Linked DNA regions of Mus musculus: region 2 is linked to region 1. The links are chromatin loops, found by intact Hi-C in ENCODE. Cell type or tissue: gastrocnemius. All regions are shown on one strand. Links, peaks and the distances in the headings refer to the core of each region. The heading gives the core; the rest is flanking DNA. Region 1 has its middle 54 kb from the start of Eda2r. Region 2 overlaps Ophn1 (oligophrenin 1).

Region 1 (2,926 bases), core at 204-2,703:
ACAGTCATCTATAGGATGGAACACAGGGCCCCCAGTGGAGAAGCTAGAGAAAGTACTCAAGGAGCTAAAGGGATCTGCAACCCTATAGGTGGAACAACAATATAAACTAACCAGTACCCCCAGAGCTCGTGTCTCTAGCTGCATATGTAGCAGAAGATGGCCTAGTCGGCCATCACTGGGAAGAGAGGCCCCTTGGTCTTGCAAACTGTATATGCCCCAGTACAGGGGAATGCCAGGGCGAAGAAGTGGGAGTGGGTGGGTTGGGGAGCAGGGTGGGGGGAGGATATAGGGGACTTTTGGGATAGCATTTGAAATGTAAATGAAGAAAATATCTAATAAAAATTTTAAAAAAGAAATTTTAGCTCTAAAAAAAAAGAGAATTCTCAGTATTTACAAAGCACATGGTAATGAAGTTTTCTTCCGTAAATATACTGGATTCTTCTAAGATATATTTTGCTTCTTGTAACACATGTTTAAGCTAAGACTGGGTACAGTACCATATGGGATATCATTTTTCAACTGTAAAATGAAATCCAGAATCAGAATTTGGGCTTAAATCATCAATATAAGGATTTTATAGCAGTCAATTATGGTAAGGGTTTTTTGTACTTTTTAAAAAAATTTCTAGTGTCTCATTTTGTCATTAACTTGACTGCATGATCTTGTTCAAGTAATTTAGTCTGTCTATCTCATATTCCTTTAAGTGCAAACACGTTTCATACAATTGTATTTAACATCAAAGGAGATAATGGATTTTGAGTCTTTATATCAGCATGATGTATTAAAATGTTGCCAAGGCTTACTGAACTCTTGGGGAAGCCTAGACTCATTTCCATCAGCTATTTCATTAATGCTGCTAGTAAGCCCATTTTATGGATGAGGCAGGTGTGTCAGAGACAAGCTGGGAACATTGCCTGGGATTTCAAGCTAGGAACAAGCCTAGTAAATATTACAAAGAGAGTTTGGCTCTAGAATTCTGAAAAGCAATTACAGTGTCCTATCAATGGCCCAGGGTTCTGTCTTCTAATGCAAGCACTTACCAAACAAATGCTTTGTGAAAATCTAATGAAAGGTAAAGACATTCCCTTCCCAAAAGTGCACAAATTTACATGTGTATGTGTTTATATACTGTTCTCTACACCACTGCCTAAAATCTTTGTAGTGTAGGTTATTCTGGAAACTCTGAAGAAAATAATAATAAAAGAAATAGCTCCAAAGATTAATTCCATCATTGAAAACTTGGAACACAGCCTTAAACTCTAATAAAGCAGTCCAGTTCTAGAAATTTCAGAGAAGCTGAGGCCCTCTTGTTACCCTCTATCTCCACCTGCTGGACTGCTGCTCTGTAATGACAACAGCTTTATTCTTAATGTTTACGGACATCTACTTGTCCAAAAACATGAGCTTATACTCTCCTGCGGGCTGCCAACCCAAACCAGAGGTTAAGGTCTTTGCCAATCCCCTCAATGCTGTTACTAGCAACCCTGTTATGTCTGTGGTGCAGGGTCCTTGCCACTTTAGCTTTGAATCCGAAACTGCGTCACAAGAATTTAGGAAAATAGACATAAGAATTCAGCAGAGGGCGCTGGAGTACACATTTCTCTGAGGTCCTAACCATATACTGTCAGACGTTGTGTTTTCTTCATATACAGTATATATTTCTGTAATATGCACTTCCTCAAGTTATTCATTTTACTATTAATTTTTGGGTGGATTTCAAAATCGTAAAATGGGGAGGGGCAAAAACAGAGCCCTTTGTGGCCCAGCTTAAGATATTTTCTTCTAATTCTAAGGTGTCATGCTCTTCTCTGTACTCTTTTCGATTACTTTCCAATTTAAAAACCTCAAGTTGTTATCAAAAACCTGACCATAAATCTAATCAAATTTTTGTCAGATATGAAGCATAGTCACAGTTTTATTTGTCATTTGACAGCCTTAAAGACCCCCTTGCCCATGTGAAACAAGTCAGATCATCTGTTTTACACTAATTGTTTGCACAGTCTGTTCTCTTCCTTAATGTGCTATATTCCTGCACTCTTCTAAGTAGCACACAACTCAGATAGCATGGCTCCTAGCACTAATCTAGAAGGGGTAAGATTTTAAACATTGTAACAAGCCAGGCAGTGGTGGCCCACGCCTTTAATTCTAGCATTTAGGAGGCAGAGCCAGGTGGATTTCTGAGTTCAAGGCCAGCGTGGTCTAGAGAGTGAGTTCTAGGACAGCCAGGGCTATACAGAGAAATCCTGTCTCCAAAAAACAAACAAACAAAACAAAACAAAACAAAAAAGTAACAACATTGTCAACTTTTGTTATTGATGATGTATTTGTTGTCTTTTCCCTCAGTATCTGCTATGCACTCAGAGAAAAGAAAACATGTTCAAATCTCCAGTTTCTGTAGTGCTACATGCCATTTTGTATGTACTCAGCAAATTTCTCTTATGATGTTAGAGATTGAGCCTATTGCCTTGCACATGCTCAACAAATAAATGCTCTTCCACTGAGATATTCCCACCAATTACAACTGCTTAGTTTGAGAAATACTCTCCAAGTTTCGTGGACTGATTTTGAGTTCTCTATTGCAGCCTAAGCAGGCCTTGAACTCACAATTCTCTTACTGCAACCTCCACAAAACTGGGAATACATGCATGTACCACCAGGGCTAGCATTGTTTCCTTTTCTATTTGTAGGTAATGTATAGGACAATCAAGACAATTCTTTTCTCAGAACCTTAATTAGAATAATGTTCCAGGCAAACGTGTTTGCTTTCTGTTTCTCAGCCTTTGCTCTTTTCTGTGTGCAAAACAGTCAAGTAAGAGATAAACAGAGTAAAAAAGAAACCTGGGGTAATAAGGACAGAATTAAAAGTTCCATTTAGAAGAAATGTTAAGTGGGTTTCTCTTAATCTCTTATGTAGCTATATAAACTC
Region 2 (2,926 bases), core at 255-2,754, 1.2 Mb after region 1:
ACTGAGGAAAAAAAAAAAAGTCTATATGATTTTGGAAATCTTTTTAGATCTTCAAGGGCTAAGGATGTAACTCAGTAATAGCACACTTTCCTAACAGTCCACAGTGCAGGGCCCTGAGTTTCATGTCCAGAACATCGAACATCAACAATAAGAAAGTTAATAACAACTTTAAAATCTGATTATTTTATTTATAATGTGTTTCCACCTGGTCATGCGAACTAGACATAAACAAAAAGACATTTGATTTTGATCTCCCACAACAAACATAGCATTTCTATGTCTCGTTACCTACAAGTAAAATGGGAGAAGACCTCAGAGTTGATGGAAGGACTCAAAAGGATATTAAATATCAAAGATTTAGCATATAGTAAGTCCTCATTAAATGTTATCTATTGTTTTCACTACCAGCTGGAAAAAAGAAATGGGGAGGAGCGTGTACTGTCATCTTTTGCTGAAATTCAAGAGAACTATCAGGATGACCAGAATCGACAGAGTGACTCATAATGAGTATTTCAGGTCACTAGACACTGGGGGCAAACATCACTCCCAAATGCACCCTGTACTTCACACGCCATCTCATCAGGTTTGGACATGCTTATTCACCTGCAACAAGTCCTAACCTTTTCCCAAAGCCTAAGCAAACAAGATTTCTAGAGAACATGCGAAGATCTCAGTTCAACCAGGGTTGAAATCTCAAAAACTGTTTTTAAAGATTCACTATGACTAATGAACACATCTGAAATTTCTCAATCTTAATAATTCTCTGTTCAAAGATACTTTTCTTCAGGTTACACTTTGATCTTAATATTCATACTTAAAGATAATTTTTGAAGATTCATTTGGAAATGTTTGCCAAATTCTCAGCTAACTACATATTAGATTCTGAAAATGTCCTAACATGTACAAGCTAATAAAAATGTTATTTTTAATAACTTTTAGCTTAACCTTATCATCTCAGAAATTAAACACAATGAAGTACAGACCTGACTTAATTAGATTCTCTTGCTACTCTATATATCCCCCTTCCCTCCTTCCCTCCCTCTGCCCCCCTCCCTCCCTCCCTCTCCCCCTCTCCCTCTCCCTCCCCCCCCCCTCTCTCACCACATGAAGATAGGCACATTTTAAAGTATAAACACAAGTTTTGTAGTAAGATACATAATTTGTATTTATCAGTTACATTTAAAATTTATATATGTACATAGTATGTATATTTGTGTGTGTGTGTGTGTGTGTGTGTGTGTTTACTCAAAAAGGAGAGGGTGAGAAACACATTTTTCTGTTCTCTTGCTGCCCTCTAGTGGCAGACTCGAATTCACAAAAGCCAATTTTCAAAAAGAAGGAACAGACAAGCATTGTGGTCTGTGTTCTCAGGGCTGCTAGATTTGGGTGTCAGAAAAATACATAAATCAAGGTTGTTTTTTAAAAAGTGACTCTTGTTTGCCTCCTCAAATCTGTCATGTTGCTACATCGATGCAATTTTTTTCCTGGATAAGTTCCTATTTAGACATTTGGGAACATAGGCTGCATTTGAGTTTGCACAAACTTTGTACTGAAAACAATCCTGCTTTCTCTGGCCAGTTTACAAGAAGAATTAACCTCAATCCTCTGCAACAAGAGCTGTATCATTCAGTATTCCTGTTCCTTTAACCATGACTTTTAACGACATTCATCTTTAGAGACAGTAAAACCCACTTTGACACATATTAGGAGTGGATTTCCTAATTATCTTGAAAATAATGTCTTTCCCAGAAAACTATACTAACACCATGAAGCATCATTGTGTACAACTGAAAAATAATTACCTACTCACTAGAAGGGAAATATTGGACTAGAATTGTAGCCCACTGTTACAGCAGTCATAGTGTGTATGGTGTTACATCCCCAGTAGTAAAAATATATGTAAAAAATGAAAGTATTGTAATACACAGATTAGCAGTACAGAGAGAACTTAACAATAGTAACAGTACCTAAGTCAGTGTTGGTGAAGCAAAGACAAGCAGAACTTAGTATTTCACTTAAAAATCAATAGGTCTCCATACATCGGGATGCAGCCTTATCCTGACAGAACAAAATTTGTCTGAGTTTTGCCACTTAACACACTCGGTTTCTCTGTATCTAGAAAATCAATAATATGCATCATTTTGAGTCAGAATGAGAACTAGACAAGCTGAGAGTACAGTGCATCTCACTGCACTCAGCCCAATTCCAGGGTCATTGCACAAAAACCTAAGTCTGAGGAAGCTGAACAACTAGTTTGTAGCATTGACATGGTGGGATCAGGAGCAATAAAGGAGGAATGTGCTAATGTTTGGCTATGCTGCCGACAAAAAGCATTGTCAAAGTACACTCGAGATAATAGATAGGCAAGGATTCAAGGCTGGCATCTGAGCTCTTTTATAATCTACCCGAGAAGAATTGGCGGGGTGGGCTATGAAACTGGAAGTAGGAATAAAGTTGGAGAGATGCACTTTCTAAAGAGTTTTATGTAAAATCAAGTGCCTGGGGCCAGAAGATCTTTAAAGTCACTTTCTAATTCTGATATTCAAATGGATCCATCCCATATTCCATTTCCTTAAGTGAAATAACATTCTGTCCTCAGAACTAAATCACTAAGAACCGCCTTCACAGCTGACCTCTCTCTTCCCCTTGTAATTCCCAGCAGCTCCCCTAAACACAATGTTCAGAAACCAAAATTCAACCTTCCTCTGTCAGTCCAAATTGTGTCTGTATAGCAGGTCCCAGCACCCTGATCCACACTACTCCATGAGCTAAAGAGAGTGAGGACTTGAGACTAATGGATAGTGCTGTTCTAGGGGATTAGTGTCAGGGGACAATGTCCTTTCCCTCGTTACTTACCTGCTCTCCTATTTAAAAATTTAGAGATGATTCAAATTATTACAAAAAAAAAAAAGAGTAACAGCGTTAA

The links. A loop is a pair of places that touch in the nucleus more often than their neighbours do. Peaks named below come from ENCODE experiments on the same cell type or tissue, not always from the same donor. Only the 100,000 strongest peaks of a DNase experiment are listed, where the experiment ranks them.
Region 2: it touches region 1 in a loop (4-fold over the local background); 22 of 42 quality-filtered maps call a loop at or near these places.

Annotation. Positions count from the first base shown.
Region 1 is chrX:97,430,134-97,433,059 of GRCm38, forward strand. No RefSeq gene overlaps it. Among named protein-coding and RNA genes, the nearest start is that of Eda2r, 54 kb to the left of the region's middle. In gastrocnemius, for the core only: a CTCF peak has its summit at 1,523; DNase peaks (open chromatin) are centred at 1,384 and 1,540; H3K4me3 peaks cover 389 bases; H3K27ac peaks cover 448 bases.
Region 2 is chrX:98,617,753-98,620,678 of GRCm38, forward strand. The region is part of intron 19 of Ophn1 (oligophrenin 1); the gene reads right to left. Among named protein-coding and RNA genes, the nearest start is that of Gm26000, 200 kb to the right of the region's middle. In gastrocnemius, for the core only: a CTCF peak has its summit at 1,325 (motif pointing left); a DNase peak (open chromatin) is centred at 1,283.